Regions from separate parts of the Homo sapiens genome. Here region 2 is linked to region 1. Evidence: chromatin loops called from intact Hi-C (ENCODE). Cell type or tissue: transverse colon. All regions are shown on one strand. Links, peaks and the distances in the headings refer to the core of each region. The heading gives the core; the rest is flanking DNA.

The links. Hi-C counts contacts between places; a loop is a spot of excess contacts. Peaks named below come from ENCODE experiments on the same cell type or tissue, not always from the same donor. Only the 100,000 strongest peaks of a DNase experiment are listed, where the experiment ranks them.
Region 2: a loop joins it to region 1, with 6 times the contacts of the local background. A loop is called at or near these places in 1 of 110 quality-filtered maps.

What each region holds. Positions count from the first base shown.
Region 1 is chr3:46,426,985-46,432,369 of GRCh38, reverse strand. No RefSeq gene overlaps it. Among named protein-coding and RNA genes, the nearest start is that of LINC02009, 6.0 kb to the right of the region's middle. In transverse colon, for the core only: no CTCF peak of the experiment used is centred there; DNase peaks (open chromatin) are centred at 2,479 and 3,045; H3K27ac peaks cover 2,575 bases.
Region 2 is chr3:46,319,802-46,325,186 of GRCh38, reverse strand. No RefSeq gene overlaps it. Among named protein-coding and RNA genes, the nearest start is that of CCR2, 32 kb to the left of the region's middle. In transverse colon, for the core only: no CTCF peak of the experiment used is centred there; no DNase peak of the experiment used is centred there.

The DNA.
Region 1 (5,385 bases), core at 258-5,257:
GATTTCAAAAGGGGAGGGGGTGTAAGAACAGGGAGTAGGTCACAAAGATCACATGCTTCAAAGGGCAAAAAGGAGAACAAAGATCACATGCTCCTGAGGAAACAGGACAGGAGAAAAATCATAAACTCCTGATAAGGGTCTATGTTCAGTGGTGCACGTATTGTCTTGATAAACATCTTAACAGAAAACAGGGTTTGAGAGCAGAAAACTGGTCTGACCAAAAATTTACTACAGCAGAGTTTTTCCCCACTCTAGTAAGCCTGAGGGTTCTGCAGGAGACCAGGGCGTATCTCAGTCCTTATCTCAACTGCACAAGACAGACATTCCCAGAGCGGCCATTTATAGACCTCCCCTCAGGAATGCATTCTTTTCCGAGGGTATTAATATTAATATTCCTTGCTAGGAAAAGAATTTAGCGATATGTTTCCTACTTGCACATCCATTTATAGGCTCTCTGCAAAAAGAAAAATATGGCTCTTTTTGCCCGACCCTGCAGGCAGTCAGACCTTATGGTTGTCTTCCCTTGTTCCATAAAAATCACCGTTATTCTGTTCTTTTTCAAGGTGCACTGATTTCATATTGTTCAAACACACGTTTTACAATCAATTTGTACAGTTAACACAATTATAACAGTGGTCCTGAGGTGATGCACATCCTCAGCTTACGAAGGTAACAGGATTAAGAGATTAAAGACAGGCATAAGAAATTGTAAAAGTATTATTTGAGAACTGATAAATATCCGTATTAAGATGAAATCTTCACAATTTACGTTCCTCTGCTGTGGCTCCAGCTGGTCCCTCTCTTCGGGGTCCCTGACTTCCCATAACACCACTTCAGTTTGTAACTCAGTGTTAATTTTATTCTGAAGTAGCCATGCTTGGTCGGCTGTGTGTGTCCAGTTCTCCATGTACTGAGCTGTTTGAATAGAATTATGCAAAGCTACAGAGGACATCACAACAGAAGTTATTAGTGCGACCAAGGAAACAATAGCTAAAATTATTATGTCTAAGGCTCTACAGACATGATGAGTAAGCTCAGTTAGAAGAAGTTTCACAAAATGCAAAGCAGGTGTGGCAGCCCAAGCCTCGGACAGATTAACAGGAATACATAGCCCAGGGATGTGGCCTAAAATCATCAAAGTAGAGATATTATGTGTTTGCAATGTGCTATGATTAATGCAGTGATATAATTGGTAAGATTTACAGGTCAATTGGGTATTGTTTACCTGGAGCTGGTCCTTCTTAGCTGTCAAAAAGACATAAGGATACACCATGGAATACTATGCAGCCATAAAAAAGGATGAGTTCATGTCCTTTGCAGGGACATGGATGAAGCTGGAAACCATCATTCTCAGCAAACTAATACAGGAACAGAAAATAAAACACTGCATGTTCTCATTCATAGGTGGAAATTGAACAATGAGAACACTTGGACACAGGGCAGGGAACATCACATACCAGGGCCTGTTGGGAGGCGGTGCTGGGGGAGGGAGAGCATTAGGAGAAATACCTAATGTAAATGATGAGTTGATGGGTGCAGCAAACCAACATGGCACATGTATACCTATGTAACAAACCTGCAAGTTGTGCACATGTACCCTAGAACTTAAAGTGTATATCTATCTATATCTATAACTATATCTATATCTATATCCATATCTATATCTATATCTATAAACACAAACTGTAAGTTGAGTAGTGATATTCTTTACAAATATAACATTAGAACTGTGTTGTGACTCCAGTTGGCCTTCTCTCCGTCTTTGCACTCAGGCTCAGCTGGCTCATGGCTCGTACCGGGGGGACCCTGTCCATGGTTGGCCACCCTGGGTTCCTCTAGTCTCCCGTTCCATGGTTGCACACACCTTGAGGGCACCCACACGGCTTGTCCATCTCCTGTAAAAACACAAGCATACTCTCTTCCCCACGTCAGTAAATCCACCAGACCTTTCCATTTTCCTTCTTCCAGGGATTTCCATAACACTTTTGGATAAATTTTCCTCTTTTCTTCTAACACTTGCCAATGTCTTTCTGCTGGAGTCTTACCATCCATACCAGGAGTCAAAAAATTTAAAGTAAATAAGGCTAAATGTAGTTTTTATTGAGGTGGTAGTTGGCCTCCTATACCCGCTTTTTGTCTTTTCAACATGCATTGTAATGTTTGATGTGCCTGCTCTATAATGCCTTGTCCTCTAGGATTATAAGGAATTCCTGTTTTATGGGTTATAGCCCAAAGCTGCAAGAAATTTTTAAAAGCATGACTAGTATAAGCGGGTCCATTGTCAGTTTTTAATTGTTTAGATATCCCCATATGAGCAAATGATGACAGACAGTGTCGCTGTACATGACCAGCTGTCTCACCTGTTTGGCATGTAGCAGGCAGCATATGAGAATAAGTGTCTATAGTCACATGAACATAGCTCAGCTTATCAAAGGTTGCTGTGTGTGTAACATCCATTTGCCAGATTTCATTTGGAGCCAAACCTCGTGGATTACATCCTTCTATAGGTGTGGCTCGAGGGATATACTGCATAATATAATACAAACCTGTAGGAACATGTGAGTAAGGGCGGAAGTATTTTGGTGCAGAAGCACATGAGATGGTTGAGCTTGCTGAAACACAGAGGCAATCAGTTTGTCTGTTTTCTCATTACTTAGAGATAGCGGCCCAGGAAGTTGTGTGTGAGAAGGAATATGAGAAATATGAAAAGGAGCTGCACTAGAACAAATAACTTGTTGAAGTCTTAAAAATAAATTAGCAGTTCTGGGTTTAGTGTACTTTTAATTGTAGCAGTTTCTATGTGACCGGCTACATTTACGACATAAACTGAACACAGACAATGTTGATAGGATCTGAAGCTGTGAGCTGTAAAACCTGAATGACTGCAATTAGCTCTGAGCATTGAGCCTAAACGCCAGAGGTCATTATTGTTTGAGTATGTTTTAGTCCATAGATAGCAGCACGACTTTTGGAAGAGCTTCTAATAGAGCTATGACACTCACTGCATGGCCCAAGGATCCATTCCTTGGAATCTGTGAGGCCAAGAACTCCAGGTCAGAGAACAAAAGGCTTGCCGCCATCTTGGGAGCTCTAAGAACAAAGACCTGCTGGTAACACTGACACATCAGCTCCCGTATCCATAAACCTATAAAATTTATTTCCTTTAATTTGTACTACACAGGTGGGTCTATTAGAGGCTATGGGTCGGGATAGATAGATTTCCCGTGTAGCTGTGCTCCCAAACCCTTTATTTCCTTGTTTCTCCTTTCATGGAGAAGGGTGTAATTTGCAGGGAATAAGTAATAATTGCACTATGTATTCTCTCGGTTCAAAAACCCGAAGATCTCGTGACAATAAAACTACTTGAATTTCTCCTTCATAATCAGAGTCAACAACTTCTGCGACTACAGTAATGCCTTCGCAAGTTAAGGTGGCTTTTGCCTAAAATTAGTCCCATATATCCTGCTGGTAAAGGTCCCCAAATGCCAGTGAGAATCTTGGTGGGTTTGTCTTCCCCACCTTATGTAACCCTTTCTCTGGCTGGGAGATCTAATCCTGCACTTCCTGGAGTTCCTCGGGTGAGGGACTCAATATGCCTCTGGGAACCCATGCCTGAAACAGGGTTGAGGTCTGAATTGGGAATGCCCTCATTGTTTGTGAGGCCCGGGTACAGGCCCCCATCTCATTTCCCAACAGGGGGGTGCCATTCTGATGAAATTTTGAGCAGCACTGATTAGCCGAGTTATTTCCTTTGTCATAGCGAGGACAAAGTCCTGGTGTTCTTTCCGCTGGGGGCCGGGGGGAAAAGCATTGTAAGATCCTTTCTGTCCTGAGATCTGGTGGCATTCCTTTTTAAAATGTCCAGTTTTTCCACAATTATAACATTTTCCCATTTTAGGGTTTGACCCTTGGCTCTTTTTAGATTTGTCAACAGCTAAATTAGCCATTGCTTCAGCTAACATTGCAGATCGATAAAGCTCAGTTGCTACATCTTAACAAGCTCTGAGAAAATTTCCCAAGTTTTTGTACACCTAACCGGTGCCAGTGCACATTTACAATCTGCATTTGCATTCTCAAAAGCTAGAGTAAAGGTTAGCATTTCTGCAGCCAAGGTATGAGGAATCTGATGCCTCACTGCCTCTTGTAATCTTGCAAGAAATTGTGCGTAGGGTTCCTGTGACCCTTGCATGATATGTAAAAATGATAGTACTGGGACTCCCTCTTCAGGAATTATGGCCCAGGCACATTTAGCAGCCTGTGTGCACTGCTGATAAGCAGCATTTGTGAGTGCTAGTTGATGTACCAGGTCAGAATAAGGGCCATTACCCAATAGCCTATCCTCTGTAATGTCTCCATTTCCAGCAGCATGGTTCTGTCTAGCCTGGTCTGCACCCTGTTCTTGCCAGTTTAAATTCCATGTCAGATATGCGCTAGCAGACAAGCAAGTTCATGCCAAGTGTTTCACATCAAAGGGTAAAAGACACATAGCACCAAACATAGATTCTAGCAATCCTAAAGTGAATGGGCTCTGTATGCCATTATTTACCACACTCACTTTTAATTCCTTTAACAACTTAAACTCTAGTGGAATGTGTTCATGATTAAGCTGCTGTGGATTATTTGGATCAGGCCTTACGGAAATAGGAAAAGTGCAAGGTCCTAAGGGCTCTCCAGCCGTGGTGGCAGAGCGTAAAATTCTTTGTATTGGGGTCTCTGTTTCTGCCACCGAAGGAGGCGGTACAGATGTTTCTGCAACTGGAGGGGGCGGTATAGGCCAATTTTTATCCTCCCTCTCCTATTACTTATTTTCAACTGGAGCTGTGGGTGGGACAACAGATTCTTTCAGTTTTTTACATTCAGCCTGCTGTCCCGCAGAATAACAAGGAGATAATGGCAGAAGTACAGTACGAACTAAACTCCAAGTGGAGAAAACTGAAGAATCAACTTGAAAACCTTTTTGATGAGCCTGTTTTCATCCTTCTGCTCTATCCCAATTTTCTACATCAAGAGTCCCTGCCTGTGGAAACCATGGGTTATGCATAATGACTTCCTGTAGCATCGTAGTTAATGTGAGAACTAACCTGAGCACCAGTTTGTTTCAACAAAACTTTAAGCAACTGCACATAATGTTTTTCTTCAACAGACCAATTCTGCCCCATGTTACCCTGATTCAGAAAACTTCCCATTCCCAGTACTACTTTAAGGCACTGCTCCCAGTAGCTCTTTAGGGCACTGACCTTATATCTGCTGCCGGCAGACTTGTCCCGGGATCCCCATTCACCTTGTCAATTTCAATTCCTCTGCTCCAGCAGATCTTCTTCATTCACATCCTCATAGTCCCTGTGTTCGGACGCCACTTGTAGAGCACCTGATTCTGTCGCTGTT
Region 2 (5,385 bases), core at 297-5,296, 110 kb after region 1:
GTGGAGTCTTTAAGAGGTGTTTGGGTCAGGAAGGCTCTGCCCTCATGAATGAATTAATCCATTCATGGATTAATTGGCTAATCAGTTAATGGATTAATGGGTTATCATAAGAGTGGGACTGATAGCTTTATAAAAGGAGGAAGAAAGACCTGACCTAGTATGCTCAGTCCCCTCACTGAGAGTGGTATGCCCGATACCACCTCAAGACTCTTCAGAGTATCCCCACCAGCAAGAAGGCACTTGTCAATTGCAGCCCTCAACTTTTGACTTCTCAGTTTCCCTAACTGCAAGACATAAATTCCTTTTCTTTATAAAGCACCCAGTTTCAGATATTCTGTTATAAGCAACAGAAAGTAAATGAAAACAGTACCTATTACCCATCAGAAACCACATTCCTACCTGCCATTGTCTTCTTCCAAACCTGGGCTCAACAGGCATGTGGTTTAGCCCTGCTTACCACCTTAATTTTCTATTCCACTTCTGGTTCCTTAAGGTATTGTTTTAGAGCCTGAATTTGTCTTTTTGGAGAAAATTTGTCTTTTGGAGCTCAGAAGATGGCTCAATGACTTTATTCTCTGTTGTGCTATTTCTGATTTCTGGTGTGCAGTGGTTAATATATATCTATATCTTCACAGCACCAAGGGCACAACAAAGGTTGAAGTTACTGAGTCATCTTGACCAGAAATCAATGTGTTCAAAGAACTAAAAGAAGGTCAGTGTTCCCAGAGCAGAATTAGCTGGGGGGAATGTAGTGTGAAGGTGTGTGGAGCTGGAAAAGACCAGACCACATAATGCCTTGTTTAAAAGAATTTAAATGTAAGGTAAGCTCATAAAGGCTTTTGAGGAGGAGCATGCAGAAGGGAATCAAGAAACTCTGTCTCCCAGAATCCTTCTCCTTGTATATATTTTATTTGACTTCCCCTTTCTGTATTAGGGATCACCAAAGAGAAAAATTTGCCTATGATTCAGAAGGCAGACGGGAAGAAAGGCCATTATTCTCAGAAGATTGTGGCAGCTAGACACAAGGGAATTTAGCCTTCTCTCTCAGGTCTTGCTTCACTGTCAATAGAACCCGGAGTTTTATTGTTCATAAAGTATTATCTCAGGGCCTCATTTCATTACCTGGGGCTCTGTGGGATGTGAGACTACCTAGGAGATTTTTATTATATTTTTACCATCTTTTCCTCTCTGATTCATTAACTTGGCCAATCAAAATCAGGTGGATGAGTGTGGATGAGTTTACAGAGATAAATCAGTCATGTGTAATGACTAGCCCTTGGAATATTTCATTAAATTATCCTCTATAGCTTCACATTGACCATAATAAGATGTTTGTCCTTAAGAGGATGACAAATGTGTAAAGCTGGAGAAATTTTAATACAAAACAACGTAAGATAATAGCCACAAACGCAGACATCTGTGCTTTGGAGAGCTGAGAGGAGGGAAAACCTCTCGATGGGGATTTCATGAAAGGCTTCATGAAGGAAAGGGCATTTGAGATGAGCCCTGTAGGATTTTTAAATCTACAGAGATGGCGAAGGAGGACATCGCAGGTAGAAGAAATGGAAATGCATGAACAAAGACATGGAGAAAGAAAGTGGAAAGCATGAAGTATGTGGTGGAGGCATGTCACTTAGGACAGGCTAAAACGTTAGACTGGTCCATGAAGGTCATGGAAGACCTTGAATCATAAGTTTAGGAGTTTTAGGCAATGAGGAGGAACAGAAGATTTTTAATTCTAACCCTGCCTTAAGAAATTGGTGCTTTGGTAAGGCAAATCTGGTGGAGATAAGAAGTCTAGATTAAAGCCAAAGAAACCAACTGGGCGGATGAGTTAGGAGGCGGTTATGTGTTACCTGGTTTGAGCTAACTGGAGAGAAGGCAGTGGCAGAGGAAGAAAGGATAAATGTAGATTAAAAGCTAAAAGGGAAACGAATGGGACTGTGTGTATGCTATGGATTAGGAATATCAGTGAAGATATTGGAGTCAGAATTTCAGTTCGTATTCATTTGCCACATATGCCTGATTAGCCTTGCAAATTAGGGTGTCCAGAGCTTCACCACTCAAAGGGTTGTCCACACACTGGTGGCATCAGCATCACTTGGGACCTTATTAGAAATGCACTTTCATGGGTCCCCACCCCAGCCTACAGAATCAGAAACTCTTGGGGTGGGACAATCTGTGTTTTAACAAGCTTTCCAGGTGATTCCAATGCACACCAAGATTTGAAAACCATTGGTCTAAAGAGAAGGGGTTTTCTTAGTAGAAAGTATTAGATGTACAGTCAAGAGCACTGGGTAGGAGTCAGTGCTGCCCCTCTGTGATCTGGATGACCAAGTAGAACCCACAAAGCCTCCCTGGGCAGGCAAGCCCAGAAGCCAGACAGCCTACATTCTAAGCACAGCTATGCCGAGCTTACCTGGTGGTCCTGGGAGGGCAACTTGTTCTCTCTGAGACTCAGCTTCTACCTGACAGGATTGTATATAAGGACGTAGAAGATGGGAGTTCTTAGTATTATTATTTCCTCATCAATTACACAATTGACCTAGCACTCCATGCTTCTAAGAATGATCTGAAAGGACACTCTAGTTGTCACCATTTTATCGAGAAGTGACGTGCCTTGGGGAAGCTATGCTGGTTTATAAGGCAGAAGACTCAATTGCAGTTTTGATCCTGCCCTCTCTGGACCTGCCACCCCAACAATCATTTACTCTCTTTTGAACCTATCTTTGAACCCATAAAACAGGTGTTTCAATATCTGACTTTCTAGCCTCACAGAGATTTTGAGAAGACTACCCTCAAATTTAACAAGAGCATAAAGCTCTTTTGTAAATTGTGAAATACATGTTAGTTATTATTCATGCTATTATAATGAAGAAAAGGAATATTATTTCTTTGATCAGTGGATCTCAAACCTTAGTGCACCAGAATTCCCTGGTGGGCTTGTTAGGACTGGCCTGCATTTCCAGAGTTTCTGATTGCATAGATCTGGGGTGGGGCTGAGGAGGGGCACTTCTGATGAGTTTCCAGGTAATGTTGCTGCTGATTGGGTACTTTCTCTGAGACCCACAGACTGAGATGTAAACCTGGTACTGAGGAAAGCTCAAGGAGAGTTGCTAATCCAATGTAATAAATACATCATGTTGATATGGGGGGTCCAGAAAAAAAGAGCCCTGGAGAGATGTCAGAAAATGACTTTGTAGCTTTGTCTCTGATCCTATTAGCTCGGTGACCCTGGGGGAGCTCCAGAGGTCTCTTATCCTGTGTTCCTCTCTAAGATGGGAGGGATGAACACAGACAATTTTAAGAAAAACCCTTTCAGATCTAACACACCTTTAGTCAAGAAATTACCCAGCTCTCTAGTTCAAGTTGTCTGAATTCTCAACCAGAAGAATGCAGAGATCTATTTTTCTCAAAACTTTCCCATTGACTATTTTTCCCCTTTTTTGATGGAGTAGTAAGGGAAGAGGGGGCAGTTCTGGATTTTCTCTGTAAGACAATTTAATTTCCATTCCTCTTTTCTTTGTAACTAGAATTTTACCTTCCTCTTTTGGTTTCTTACTTCTGAGTCTTGCCTTCTCTGAAATGTTTCAGTTCCCTCTCATGTATTTTTAGACCAACTTTCTATCTTTCAACAGATGTGGCAAGCATACTTTTTGCCTAGCTCTTTAGGGGACAGGACCCCAGAAGAAGACCCCCTTCTGGGAATAGACATGAGAAGGGTCCCCAAACTCCATCCTTTCAAGGCTTCTGGTTTTAAGTGCTGGTTTTGGGTTAATCTTATAAACGAGGATGGAATCTTCTTGTGAAGTCGTTAATTGGAGTAAAGGAAAAACCATTTCATTCCGTAATGTTCAGTCAATTTTGATTAAGATTTTTGGCCTCTTCTGGGACCTTGCTTTATTTTTCATTCTTTCCTTTGCCATTTTTTTTTTCTTTTGAGACGGAGTCTCTCTCTGTCGCCCAGGCTGGAGTGCAGTGGCGTGATCTCGGCTCACTGCAAGCTCCACCTTCCAGGTTCACACCATTCTCCTGCCTCAGCCTCCCGAGTAGCTGGGACTACAGGTGTCCACCACCACGCCCAGCGAGTTTTTTGTATTTTTAGTAGAGATAGGGTTTCACTGTTTTAGCCAGGATGGTCTCGATCTCCTGACCTCATGATCTGCCCGCCTCGGCCTCCCAAAGTGCTGGGATTACAGGCGTGAGCCACCACGCCCGGCCTCCTTTGCCATTTTTTAACACCTATACAAAACTAAAAGTATATTCAGCACACTCAATATATTATACCTGCCAGATACTTCTTATCCTCTATCTTTTCATTCTAATCTCTCAGAATTGCTGCCAACTAAGTTAATAAAATGGTCTCTTGCTTAGAAAACTTCTGAAGTTCTTTAACCTTGAGAACATATTACAAAGTCTTTCAGGCCGTGAAAGACTGAAAGCTTTGGCTCTAAGATTGGAACAAGACAAGGATGTCTACTTTCACCACTTCTATTCAACATGGTAGTGGAAGTCTTAGCCAGAACAATTAGGCAAGAAAAAGACATAAAAGGCATTGCAACGGGAAGGGGTGGAGTAAAATTATCTCTGTTTGTAGGTGACATGATCTTTTATGTAGAAAACCCTAATGATTCATAGAATAAGTCTGTTAGAACTAACATGAATTTGTTAAAGCTGCAGGATACAAAATCAACACACAAAAAATGAGTTGCATTTTTATGTACTAACAATGCACAATCCCCGCTACCACCAAATTAAGAAAACGATTCAATGTGCAATAGCATCAAAAAGTAGAAAATACTTAGAAGTATACCTAACCAGGTAGCAAAAACTTATACACTGAAAACTACAAAAGTAGCTCAAAGAAACAGAAAAAATAAATAAAAATAGCCTAGTTCATTGATTGGAAGATTTAATGTTGTTAAATGTCAATACTACCCAAAACAATCTACAGATTTAATGCAATCTGTTTAAAAATTTCAATGATTTTTTTTTTTTTTTTTTTTTTTTTTGCAGAAATAGAAAAATCCATCCTGAAATTCATATGGACTATCAAGGGACCTTGAATAATCAAAACAACCTTGAAAATGAACAAAGCTGGAGGTCTTACGATTCCTGACTTCAAAACTTACTACAAAGTTATGATGAGCAAAATGGTGGTACTAGAATAAAGAAAGACATAGGGACCAATAGAATAGAATAGAATAGAATAGAATAGAATAGAATAGAATAGAATAGAATAGAATAGAATAGAATAGAATAGAGAGCCCAGAAATAAACCCTCACATATATGGTCAAATTATGTTTTACAAGGGTGCCAAGACCATTCGATAGGAAAAGGACAGTCTTTTCAATGAATGGTGGTGGGGAAATTGGATATCCACA